2 separate regions of the Mus musculus genome follow, and region 1 is linked to region 2. Evidence: chromatin contacts called from ENCODE Hi-C or POLR2A ChIA-PET data. All regions are on one chromosome and are shown on one strand. The core of a region is the stretch at or near the end of the contact, and the rest is flanking DNA. Distances in the headings are between cores, read along the strand shown. Region 1 overlaps B4galt5 (UDP-Gal:betaGlcNAc beta 1,4-galactosyltransferase, polypeptide 5). Region 2 holds the start of B4galt5 (UDP-Gal:betaGlcNAc beta 1,4-galactosyltransferase, polypeptide 5).

What was found. Hi-C counts contacts between places; a loop is a spot of excess contacts on that map. ChIA-PET counts read pairs that join two places held with the same protein, here RNA polymerase II (POLR2A).
Region 1: a loop to region 2 is called in a map of left cerebral cortex, with 4 times the contacts of the local background. The contact joins the enhancer-like site here to the promoter of B4galt5 in region 2. A Hi-C loop is called at or near these places in 11 of 37 maps with a recorded cell type or tissue (adrenal gland, gastrocnemius, heart and 1 more). POLR2A ChIA-PET finds 5 or more read pairs at or near these places in 3 of 5 experiments (Patski and embryonic stem cell).

Annotation. Positions count from the first base shown.
Region 1 is chr2:167,295,865-167,302,167 of GRCm38, reverse strand. B4galt5 (UDP-Gal:betaGlcNAc beta 1,4-galactosyltransferase, polypeptide 5) reads left to right here. Exons shown (of 9, transcript NM_019835.2): 8 at 57-158; 9 at 685-3,724. The coding sequence ends at 832. Among named protein-coding and RNA genes, the nearest start is that of B4galt5, 50 kb to the left of the region's middle. Within about 2 kb of position 2,132, at least 1 of the 3 ENCODE cell types and tissues checked has a DNase peak (open chromatin) inside an H3K27ac peak, as active enhancers do; it is heart, where a contact is called at or near this core.
Region 2 is chr2:167,344,401-167,350,758 of GRCm38, reverse strand. It overlaps B4galt5 (UDP-Gal:betaGlcNAc beta 1,4-galactosyltransferase, polypeptide 5), which reads left to right and starts at 1,581. Exons shown (of 9, transcript NM_019835.2): 1 at 1,581-1,841. The coding sequence starts at 1,727.

The DNA of each region.
Region 1 (6,303 bases), core at 883-3,382, 49 kb after region 2:
AGCTTACTAGTCTCTGGGTCTCCGCGGCTCACTGTTGTTCCTTTGGTTTTGGACAGGGTACAAAATGCAGGCTATTCTGTGAGCCGGCCAGAAGGGGACACAGGAAAATACAAGTCCATTCCTCACCACCATCGAGGAGAGGTCCAGTTTCTTGGCAGGTTGGTGCTGTTTATTGGTCCTCAGGGTGGCTGGTAGCTGATTTCTCCCCTCAGCTTTCTCAGCCAGCCCATTCTGTTGCTTTTGTCATTTGCGGCCGTGTCTATGCTTGGCTTGGCCTCCAGCTCTCCATCCTCCTGCCGTTGACCCCTCACTGCTGAAATTGCTGCGTGCACCAGCTCTGCCACAGTGTGTGGCGGGCACCATGGGTGTGCATCTGTCCTGATGAGCCAGGGTAGACATTTTAGGTGACCATTGGTGAGATAGAGTTGAGGTCACCTTCTGCTAACCCCTGTGCTGTAAAGGTATCTACAAGGGAGTGGTAGGGCTCTAAGCCTGACTTCTTTCTGCCCCTCCTCTGTAATCTCCGGAGCTCCCCAGTTCTGACCTGGGATTCGTCTCTGGAGCCTCCGTTTCCTTGGGCCTCAGAGGCATTAGATGAGATGCTGGAAGACGGGTCCAGGCATCTGCCCTGGACTTGTAAAGCTGGGCGTCAGCTCTCCTCCCTCTCTGTCCTCGGCTCCCCAGGTACGCTCTGCTGAGGAAGTCAAAGGAGCGGCAAGGACTGGATGGCCTCAACAACCTGAACTACTCTGCGAATGTCACGTACGACGCCTTGTATAAAAACATAACTGTCAACTTGACACCCGAGCTGGCTCAGGTGACTGAGTACTGAGATGCGAAGAGAAGCCGCACTCACCTACCCACCGCTCCCTTGGACGGGCTGCGACCCGCCATCCTGGGGGTCAACACAGGAGGACAGAAGAGAGTGGAGCACAGGACCATAGGGGTTCCAGAAAACTGTCACAGAGCACACGCACAAAGGCCTTCGCTGTAGGGCCCAACAGGGACAGGAGACTTGAGGACACCTGTCATCAGCACTGGTGTCTATTCCACAAGACAGATGTCTGCCCTGCCACTCCCTTCCGTCCGTCCCTGTCCGTCCCCCCCCCCCCACCGCCCCCAGGTCCTGTCTCAGCTGCAACCCATAGAACTGCAGGGCCAGGCTAGGTGCCCCTTGGATAGATGGGTGGCCAAGCCCCCTGGCCTGAAGGCCCGTCTCTGCATCTCTACAGTTCTCTTTGGTTTTCATTTTTCATTTGGCTTAGTTTAGGGGTTTTTGTTTGTTTGGGTTTTTTTGTTTTGTTTTGTTTTGTTTTGTTTTGGTTTTGGTTTGTTTGTGGGGTTTTGGGGTTGTTTTTTTTTTTGGTGGTTTTTTTTTTTTTTTTTTTTAAAGAAAAATTTTCTGCTTTGGGTGGGGACTGAGGACAGAGGGGAGGGACTTGGTGTGATAGACATATAACAGTCACTTCTTGAAGAAGTGCAGTTGTAAATAAGCCATGTAAAATGCCTTTTTAAAGTTTAATTTTATAGCTGGCTCCACATCAAAGTGAGGGCCTCATATGTTAGATCACCTTGGGTGGCAAACACCCCAGTTCCCACGCAGTTGAGTGTCATCACCCAAGTCCCTGTCATCTAGGAAGGAAGTGGATGCAGGGTGGAACAAAGAACCTCCGGTCACTGTAGCCCCTCTTCTCTGCTCTGCCCCTCCTTTCCTGTCCCCTCCTTTAGCCCCTTCCCCCAAGGACTTCCTCCTGGAGACTCAGCCCCTAAGCTGGAACTGCTGTTAGGGGCACAGTGCTCTCCCCTCTTACAGACCCAGCGGAGCCAGCTGGGATGTGCAGGGGAGGGGAGGCAAAGGCCCAGGGCACAGGCTTATCACTCCAGTATGGATGGCGGGAGCTAGAGACCAGGAGATATGAGGCCAGTGTGAGCTGTGTCACAAGTTCCAGGTCAGCCTGTGCTGTGTAGCACAGTCCAGCTCCCTACACCTCCTCACACACACAGTGGCTGCTGGGTGACCGTTCCCTTTTTTCTTTGGAACTTGGCCACAGTTTCTCTGGGCTGTGCCTGCATGACCAGCTGGCTTCAGTGATTTCTCCGTTTCCCTCTTTAGTTTCTAGGAAGCCACTGTGCTGTGCTAAGAAGCAGTTGGTCAGGAGGGCTCAGCCCAGGAGCAGGTGGCCCTGGGGTGCATGTCAGCCAGGGGCCAGTCAGCCCAGCAGTCTCCCCTGCTCCCTGACATGAGTTCCTAAAGGGCACTGAAAAGGGCACCTCCTTCCTGTGTCTGCCTCCACTGCACCCCCAGTCCCTAAAGCAGGGATCGTGTGTGGTGAGGAACGCTCTCTTCTGGCCTCAAGCTCTTTGCCTCTTTGCCTTCAGCACCCTTGATGTTCATGGTTTACATGGGTGGGGGTGGGATGTAGATATGTGGGGGTGGGGTTTTGCATCACACAGTTGGTTCTGAGGACAGATGATCCCCACAGACTGTGGGAGTGATTGGCCAGGCCTTGTTTTTTCTTGTGTTTTGTTCTTTTTGTAGACTAGTGTGGTAACTAGGGAACAGATGGCACTGCAGAGTGCTTCCCGCTCATATGAGAGAGCAGGTGTCTGCCCTTGAGAGCTGGTGAGCCGCGTCATCTGTTTGCGCTGGGCAAGGAGCTGCACCGCTGCGTTGACCTGCCTTGTCTTACGGTACACACAGCAATAAAGCCTGGGTTCCGCCCGGTCTCCACCCTCCCTCCGCCTCCCTTGGTTAGTTTCACAGTGCTGGCAATGAAGCCCGTGGCCCACCACGCTAGGCGAGTGCTCTGCCACTGAGTCACGGCCCAGCCCTCTCTCCCTCATTCTTCTGTTTCCATACCAAAGGCCAGGAGTGCTTCACTGTGCTGGAGCCATGGTGTCCTTTGGAGGGACAACGGTGCACGCGGCATGTATCCTGGCTGAAGCGCTGCAATCTTACACTAGCCACAGGGTACTGTTTTGAGCCAAAGGCTGATACTTAATTGAAGAGGGAAAATGCAGATTTGGGGACAAAGGTCTTTTTACTGCTCAAGTAGGGTCGCTTCTGTCCTGTTGCAATCATGTCCAAGTTTGTTTTTAGTGTGGACTTTTGTGGGCACTGTCTGTCATTGGCCACCCAGTCACGTACCGAGTGGGCAGTGTCACAGCCAAAGCTACCACTGAGCCACAGCGTAGGTCATTGCTTGAAAAAAATGACAGTGACAATGGAGTGTGACCTTGGTGTACTGTGGCAGCCCAGATGACTGAGTGCTACAGACGAGTGACCCTTAGATGACCTCCTCAACTGCCTGCCTTGTGTGTGCGCGCAAGGCCCCTCTCTGCACAGGGGTTCTTCGGGGGAGGGGGTATTTGCAAAACCTTAATTTTGTTAAAATGGGGGACTCTGTCAGGGGACTCTGTCATCGCTTCCCTTCCTCAGAGGACAGCACAGAGCCGCGGCGTACACACTGACGTACCCACCACCAACAGATTGAGGCACTGACGCAGCCAGCTTAGCCCAGCATTACTGTCTCTGTTGTGAGCTTGCTCTTTGTTTTAAAAGGTGCCAGGGGTACATTTTTGCACTGAAACCTAAAGATGTTTTAAAAACACTTTTCACAGAAATAGTCCTTGTCATTACATTGTTCACTCATGTGTTTGTACATTTTTGTATGTTAATTTATGAATGATTTTTTCAGTAAAAAATACATATTCAATAACCAAACCTTGGTAGTCGTCTCTCTGTCTAGCTGCCTCTCAGGGTGGTTTCCCTTCCTCTGTAGAACACCACACACTGGCGACACCAGGGAATGAAGATCTGGCTCCAGAACATTCTCGGTGGGCAGTCCTGGGTTCTTTCTGCCAGAACATTCTCGGTGGGCAGTCCTGGGTTCTTTCTGCCAGATCCTGCTCGTGTTGTAATCACAAACTGTTAGGAATTGAAGGCTTGTCATTCCCGGTGTGTGTGCATTTTGACTTATTTTCCCATCTCGTAGCCCAGGCTGGCCCTAACTTGTTCTGTGTGTGTACTTGAGGATGGTCGTGAACTTCTGGTAGCTATGTACCACCAAGCTCAGTTTGTGTGGTGCTGGGATTAGCGTCCAGGCCTCCGTGCTTGTTCGCCAGCTCTCATCAACAGAGCCCCAGCTCTGCTGTCTTGTCTGTCTGTCCGTCATCCTTCCCTCCCTCCCTTCCATGGTTGAGGCCCACAAAGGCCAGAAGAGAGCTCTTGCTCACCTGGACCTAGAGTTAACGAGCCACCATGGTGGTGGTGGGAATTGAATTCAGATTCTCCTTCGCTAGAGTAGTCCGTGCTCATAACCACCGAGCTCTCTCCACCCATCCCACCTCCTCATCCCCCAGTATTCTCTTTACCTGCATCTAGTCACTGCCGACAAGAGAAGGGACCACTCTCAGTCCATAGAATGTTCTGGGAAAGAAGGCTGCTGGCTGGTCCTTACTTGGTCAAAGTGGAGGCCATGTGGGGTAGAGCTGGAGACCCGGGAAAGGGAAGATGTGTGCTCACAGCACCAAAGTGCAGGCAAAACTCAGCAGGACCCGTGGGACCGGGAAGGAGGCTGGGCACATACTAAGAAAGATGGAGTTGGGGCTGTATATGGTGGGATTTCACAGTTTCTAGGGACGTCGCCCACTGGGGGGCAAGAGTGAAGAGCAAAGATGTCAGGGTGGTAAGGAGTGATGGAAGAAGAGGCCAGGGTGGGACCCCAGGCCTGGGGGGTGGGGAAGTCCTTGGGAGCTGCCATCTTCCCCGCTTTGTGTGGTACCATCTTCTGTATTGTGTTTAAGGGGCTGAAGACCACCAAGCAAAAATAGCAGGTGGGAAGTTGTAATCTGGCGAGGGCATCAGGGAAAGAGCCATTTTGGCCTGGAGGATCAGTTCCTGGAGGAGGGGGGAGGAGGTGCTGAGAACAGGACTCAGAGGGTTAGGGGTTACAGAAGACAAGATGCTTGGGTCTGGGTGGGGTCTGTGGGACGGACAGCAGGAAGCATGGAGCTGTGCTGCATCCCGGAAGAAGTGCGGCTGCAGGGGACACAGGGAAAGTTGGGCATTCTCAAGAATCATTGAGGGGCTGGTGAGATGGCTCAGTGGGTAAGAGCACCCGACTGCTCTTCCAAAGGTCAGGAGTTCAAATCCCAGCAACCACATGGTGGCTCACAACCATCCGTAACAAGATCTGACTCCCTCTTCTGGAGTGTCTGAAGACAGCTACAGTGTACTTACATATAATAAATAAATAAATCTTTAAAAAAAAAAAAAAAAAAGAATCATTGAATACAGTTCAAAAGTGACACCGGATGAAGGATGGAAAATGGAGATGGGCAGTGGGTATCACAGGTACTGCGATCCAGGGAAGGTGGCAGGAAGACCCAGGGGTGCTGGCCCTGGGGAGATAGCTGAGCACAGCAGAGGGGGTCTCAACGCCAGTGGGAGGGGAGTCACCCTCCTGATAGATGTGACAGTCTGTAGAGCATGCTGTGAAGATGTCTCCATCCCTGGAGTCACCTTCTCCGGAGAACTGTATCTCATCTCAATGGTTCACTCAACCTTCACCTGAGTCTCCTGTGGGACCCAGGGTGGGGCCTTGTTATGGGTGTTTGACAGCCTTTGCCACTAAGTGCCAACCTGAGAAGTCACTACACTTGAGTGACTCAGATGGGACCTAAGGAGGCTGCTTTGAGGTCAGAAAGTGAGCTGTGAAGTATTGCCCGGAGCTGAAACCCTATCAGGGGCTACCCGGCTGCTCTTCATTGTGTGCACTTAAAAGCTTTGCCAGGCATAGTCTAAAAGTAATTTGTTCTAAAAGCAATAAGTGAGTTTTTGTTTGCTTGGGGGTGGGGGGGGTGGATCCCCCCAATAGTTTGCCTACATATTTGCATGTGGTGGAATAAATTTAGGATGTGTAAAATGCCCTGTGACTGGTCCATTGTCTTAGCATTCTACAGCTGCTTTCTGTAGGGCCAAGTGTCACCTTCCCTGAGAGTCCTGTGTGACCAGCAGGCTAGGGCACCACTCTGCCCCTCTCTGCTCCATTTTGCTTCTCACACAGGAACAAACCGCTGCGAGGCCTCCTAACACACCAAAGCATAGTCTGGCCACCAGGTTCTCCCAGCATCCTCCACCCCCTACTCGATAGTGGGTCCTCCTGGCCAGCATACCCTAAACTTCTCCAGCTAGGGGCTGGGCTTCTCTTCCTTCAGCATCCCTGATTCCTACATTACCTACACGTTTTGGTTACTTGATCCTTTTTGCCCTTTGGGATTAAAGCCTTGCGCCACCACTGC
Region 2 (6,358 bases), core at 332-2,831:
TGTGGAGCCTGCTCTGGGACTTTAGGACTAGCCAGCCATCTCTGTTTCCTCTGGTGTTAGTGGGTGCTCTGCATCCCCTCTGTTGATCTTTTAGGTACTGGGCACTGAGCTCTGAGCACATACATAGCAAAACATGAAACAGAATCTCTGTCCTTGTAGAGCACTGGTTTGAGAAACCAAAAGGAACACATACCAAAACATGGCTTTGGAGGTGATGGGAAAGTCGAGGCTTGGAAGTGCACATGACAGTGCAGAATGAGAAATGGGGTTAGTGGTCAAGCCCCGGTGGCAGGCCACTTTTGATTTGAGCCCTTACTTCACAACTTAGACGACTTGCTTCTCTTTCCAGAAGCTTCAGTTTTCTCATCGGTGCAATGGGGCCAAAGTGGGGGTAGGGGAGCCACGATCTCAGGACTTAGAGAGAGGCTGTTACTGGCTAAGAAGCCCTGTTTCTCGGTGTCTTAACATTGACAGTTGTCACCACTGTTCTGTCCTGTAGGATGTGACCTTGTTTGGATCTCTTCTTCTTTCCTGGGATTTTATCCTTGGATTCATTGAAGGCGGATCAAGCCCCTTCTTCCTTCCTTCCGGCTTTTGCATTTGTAGTTCCCCTTAGTGGGACCACTCTTTCTCCACCTGGCACTTTCACATTCTTTTGTGTTCATGCCACCCAGGAAGGAGAGGCTTCCCCCTCAATCTCAGACTAGAGTAGAATGCATCCGAAACATCTTCATGTCTAATTGTTTTCATATCTCTTATCATCATCATCTGTTATATTGATTTTTTTCTTATTCGCATTAATACAGGTTCCCAGAGGAATCTTTGCTCCGTGGAGCATCCCCGGCCCCAGGACCCGTAACTGCCACTTTATCATAAATGGTGTCTGGAATGAATGGATGAGTGAGGGCGAACACGAATGCCCCGGCCTCTGCATCCTTGCTCTGCTGCAGCGGCGGGCTACCTGGCTATTCACACATTGTCCACCACCCCTCGATCCCCGCGTGGGGAGCTCGCACGGGAACCAAGTCGTACTAGCGAGCCGCTTCCTGCCAGCATGGGCGGCGGCCGCTCGAGGATCTTGCGGCTAGAGTGCTCGCGCGTGAACCCCGCCCCGCCCCGCCCCGCCCCCACATCCAGGCCCCGCCCCACAGATGCGCTCCCCGGACTGTAGGCCCTGCCCATTCCCGCCCCCTTGCCTCAGGCCACGCCCTTCTCTCCTCCCCGTCAGGCCTCAGGCTCAGGCTCCCGCAAAATGCTTGTTATGCTCCCGGCCCCGCCCTTATCCCCCTCCCCATCAGACTTCAAGCCCGGTCCCCGCCGGTGTTCTCAGGCTCGCGGAGGCACCCTTAACATCAGGCCCCGCCCTCGTCCGGCCCCCAGTTTAGGCCCCGCCCTTACTCGGTCCCCATCAGGCCTGCCTCAGGTCTGGTACCTCCATCTGCTCCTCAGACTGCGGCCCTTGCCCTCGCCCCGCCCTCAGCATCAGACCCCGCCCCTCACCCCGCCCTCCTAACAGGCCCCGCCCCGCCCGCCTCGCCCCCGCCGCTGAGCTCCTCTGGTCGTCGGCCCCCTCCCGCCTCATGTGGCCCGGCCCGCGGCGGCCGGCGGCTGAAAGCGGCGAGGCGGCGGCGCGCGAAGCCCGGAAGGCGGCGGCCGAGGCCCAGGCGGCGGACCGGAGCGGCGGGAGCGGGGCCCGGGTTGGCCCTCGAGCGGCCGCCGGCTCAGCATGCGCGCCCGCCGGGGGCTGCTGCGGCTGCCGCGCCGCTCGCTGCTCGCCGCGCTCTTCTTCTTCTCGCTGTCGTCCTCGCTGCTCTACTTCGTCTATGTGGCGCCCGGCATAGGTAGGAAGGCGACCCTGCGGCCACCCCACGCCTCTTCCCGCTGCGGCCCGCGCCGCCGCCCCGGCCGACCCCGCGCTCCGTGACTCGCCGTTTCCTGCCGCGCCACCCCGCAGCCCGCCCGCACACGCGGCCTCCTCCCTGACGCAGCCGCCCGCGCCCTCCGCGGCCGCGCGTTGGCTGCCCAGACCCGGCGGGGCTGCGGGCTGCGCGCCCCTTTCCCCTCCCCCCCCTCCTCCCTGGAGCCCGCCGCTCGCCCGCCGCTCATAGCGGACCCGACCTGCTCTGGGGACCGATGGGAAGTTTGAATTGGCCATGGAGGAGGTGCTGTGACAGGGGCCTTGAAGAAGCGGTGCCAGGTGGAAGGGAGGGGGGGGTCGCCCAGAGAAGAAACGGAATGGGTAGCAGTTCTCCAAGGTCCGCCCTTTAGAGGGGGAGACCGCCTGGAGAGAAAACGAGCCCTTCCCGGAACAGACTGGACGCTGATGAGAAGGCAAAGGCAGCGAGAGGGTTAAAGGCAGAGGACACTGAGGTCAGATGTCCTGTATGACCTTGGGCCCTCAGCTTCTCTTCTCTGTAAAATGGGGACACGAATCCCAGCCTTTAAAGGACAGAGGGCCATAAATGCCCTTTAAGCTTTTCTCCCTATAGCGGACGCCCAACGTCTTCGAAATAAATACATACATAATAAATAAATATTCGCTGTTACAGGTAGTTTGGGGGACAGAAGGAAAGAGTTTTAAGGAATGCGACTTGCCTCCCTTAGTGTGGTCTTGGAGTGCTAGTGAAAACTTCAGCCCTTGGTGAAAAATGAGAAGATGCTGTTGGGGGTGGGGCCGAGGGCGAGAATTCTGGATGGTTGGGATGGGTGCCGCTTAGGGGAAGTGCCTTTGAGATCGGAGTAGTAAATGCTGGTGTTCCCTGTTGACCTGGCAACTCTGAACTGGCAGAGAAATTTCCAGAGAAAGAGGGAGAGAGGGAGAGAGTCTCTCCCCTGATTATTTTTTTTTTTAAAGCTTGTTTCACTTGATGTTTAAAGTTGGTGTTTCATGCTGTCAGCCTGACCTGGGAAGATGGAAAAGCTAACTTGAGACTGTCCTCACTGATTTGGTGAGTGGCATTCCACCAGGGATGTATAATTATTGTGGCTTGTTAGGCTTGCTAAGTAGAAGGGCAGGAATTCTGGCTGAACAAGAATAGATAACTAATTAGTGAAATTAATTGAGAAGAGAGCTCATTAGCGAATAGGATATTAGATTCTCACAAAATGAGAGTGAAGTGATAGGTTTAAACCTGCAGGCATCTTCCAGCCAGACCCTCTATTTTTCTTCCTTTTGTGAAAGTGACAGGTGTTTCTGGTCTGGGTCTGTGTATCTCCTGTATCTCCATGGTGATCAGCCTTTTTCGATGAGAAAGAATAGAAGCCAGACTCTTCAACAGAAATGAAACTTACTTCAGATTTCTCTGTGGTAGGTCAGTGAAGCTCCTGTGTACGCCACCACCGCCACCACCAAGCTTAGAATCCCAAACCCTGTGTCACTGCAAGACTCAACTCTCTTGAGATTTCATTAGTGACTTTAGAAGTGTTTGAGAGAACAGATCCATTGCTATTCAAAGTCTGTTGGCAAAGAATAGGACCAGCAGTGCTGGGATGTGGCTGGGTGGTAGAGTGGTACCTAGCATTGTGCAAGGTTCTGGGTTTGATTCCTGACACAAACCAGAAAAGGGGGTGGAGGGGAGTGGTAAAGAGGAGACATCTTATAGTTCACATCCCTTCACTTACAGTTAACTATTTGACTGTTTCATTTATCCTGCCTTTAAAAAAGACATGTATTTTATGTGTGTGTCTGTTGTGTATGCATGTGTATCTGTGTGCCACATGCATTCAATGCAGAGGACATTGGAGCCTCTGGAACTGGAGTTACACATAGTTAGGAGCCACCCTGTTGGTGATAGGACCCGAACCTGGTTCTTCCGCAAGAACAGCAAGTGTTTTTCTTTGCTGAGCCATCTTGCCAGCCTCTTCCATGCCTTTCTTGTTAACAAACTTAATTTCTCAAATGTCTAGCTTCCTATTGTGCTGTGGTAAATCTTTCCCAAAGGTTAAAGAAGTTTAGAGAATGTAAGGGTTTATGTTCCTTAGGACATAAAAACCTTATTTGAGATTGTTATAAAAATGAGTTTAAACTGTGTATCATGATCATGGTACACACCTCTAATCCTAGCATTTGGGAGTCAGAAACAAGAGGATCTCAATGAGTTTGAGGCCAGCCTGGTCTACACAGTGAGTTCCAGGACAGCTAAGGCTACATAGACCCTGTTTCAAAAAGTTAAAAAAAAGCCGGGCAGTGGTGGCGCACATAGACCCTGTTTCAAAAAGTTAAAAAAAGCCGGGCAGTGGTGGCGCACGCCTTTAATCCCAGCACTTGGGAGGCAGAGGCAGGTGGATTTCTGAGTTCGAGGGCAGCCTGGTCTACAGAGTGAGTTCCAGGACAGCCAGGGCTACACAGAGAAACCCTGTCTCGGGAAAAAAAAAATACTAGAGGGTTGGAGAGATGGCTTATCAGTTAAGAACACTGGTTGTTTCAGAGGACCTGACTTCAATTCCCAGCAGATACATGGCAGCTTACAACCACCTGTAACTTTGATTCCAGGAGACCCATTGCCCTCCTCTGGCCTCTGCACTAGGTATGCACTTGCATGGTGCACAGACAAGCATGCATGCAAAACACCCATACACATTAAATTTTTAATTAAATTTTTTTTTTGAGACAGGTTCTCTATGTAGGACAGGCTAGTCCCAGAACTAGTAGCAACAAAAAATAATTTCATGGTTGGGGTCACCACAGCATGAAGAACTGTATTAAAAGGTCGCAGCATTGGGAAGATTGAGAACCACTGTGCTAGAGGAATGCAAGCCCTCTTCTGGTAGTGTCAGGTACCTCCACATGTGTGGCACACGCATACACCCAGACAGACATCTGCTCACAAATTTCAGCATTAAGTTATCATCTAGCATGAGTGAGGTCCTGGCTGCAATTCCTGTTGGGGGCGGAGGTGAGGGTTGAAAAAGAAGGGGAAGGGGAGAAGTCTTGCTGAGCTACCTTTCCTTGAAGTCCTTCCTTCTCCACAGCCTGAGGAATGTTTGTTTCTTATCACTGACCTGCCGGCATTGGCATGCCCTCTTCCTTTCTAGAGAAAACTTTGATCTTATTTATGACCCTCTGACTAGAGGAATTTCAGACCTCAGAGCGCTTCCAGCCTGACCAGGTCTCTTAAAGGAGAATAGACCAATAGTAGACGCAGGTGCTGGTGGGAAAACATCCTAATAATTTTATGGCCCTTCATTTGACAAGCTATGTAGAGAGCGGCTGCAGACCTCTGCTGATCTTACAACAGGATCTCTGAGAGTGGTGCTGCCTGTGGTTAAGGCTAACAGTGAGCTCTCTACTGAAAGTTTACTATTTGGAGTTCTGCTGTTGCCCTTTCGGCCGGGTTTTTTTCTCTGCTTCTTTCACTGCTGAAGAAAGGAAGTGGGGATGGTTTTCCCGGTTTGGTGCACTTAGTCCCAAGGAAGGGCTGATTTGTGGCGAGTGAAAGACAAGAAAGAGCCTGTTGTTCAGATCCCTCCTGATTTGACCAGATAACTTTGAGGAAGTCATTTGGTTTCCCTTATTTGTGTGTGTGTGTGTGTGTGTGTGTGTGTGTGTGTGTGTATGGAAATGTAATTTGAAAGGGGGTGGGGAGGAAAGGTGTCAAGGGCTGGAGAGATGGTTCAGTGGTTAAGAGCCCTGGCTTCTCTTCCAGAGGTCCTGAGTTCAATTCCCAACAACCACATGGTGGCTCACAGCCATCTGTAATGGGATCCTATGCCCCCTTCTGGCATGCAAGTGTACATGCAGACAGAGCACTCATACATAGAATCAACAAATCTTTAAAAACAACTGTGAAATCAAGGCAGGATTTCACTCACTCTGTAGCCTAAACAGGCTTTGAACTTTGAATTGTTCTGCCAGTGCCCTTTGAGTCTATGGGCGAGTCCTGTGTGTTAAAAGACAATTATATCTCAATCAAGATAATGAATGATTTAGTATATGGAGTGCTAGTAGTTTGTTAATATTCTAAAGAAGTACTGGACTGAAGATTATAGAGAAAGTACACTTGCTACATAACCAAATAGATGTTTTTCTGATAAATACTGGACTGTTCAGATTCCCTTACATACGTCACGGCAGGAAAACCCTTTGTTGTTTCTGCCTTAAAAATGCCTTCTGAATGTCTCCATGTCCTTACTATATGAATTTTCTGGAGGAAATACAGATTGGGGAATCTGATTGCTTTGGGAAATGAAAAACCTCCTGCTAAGACACTTTCTTTCCCCTTCAGTGTTCTTTTCTGTCTCAGGTTCACAAATGTTGTTCTGTTGAGACATGGTCTCATGTAGCCCAGGCTAGCCTCAAACTCTCCGTGTGGTCAAGCATGAACTGAACAGAATTCTGGTCTTTCTTCCTTCACCTCTC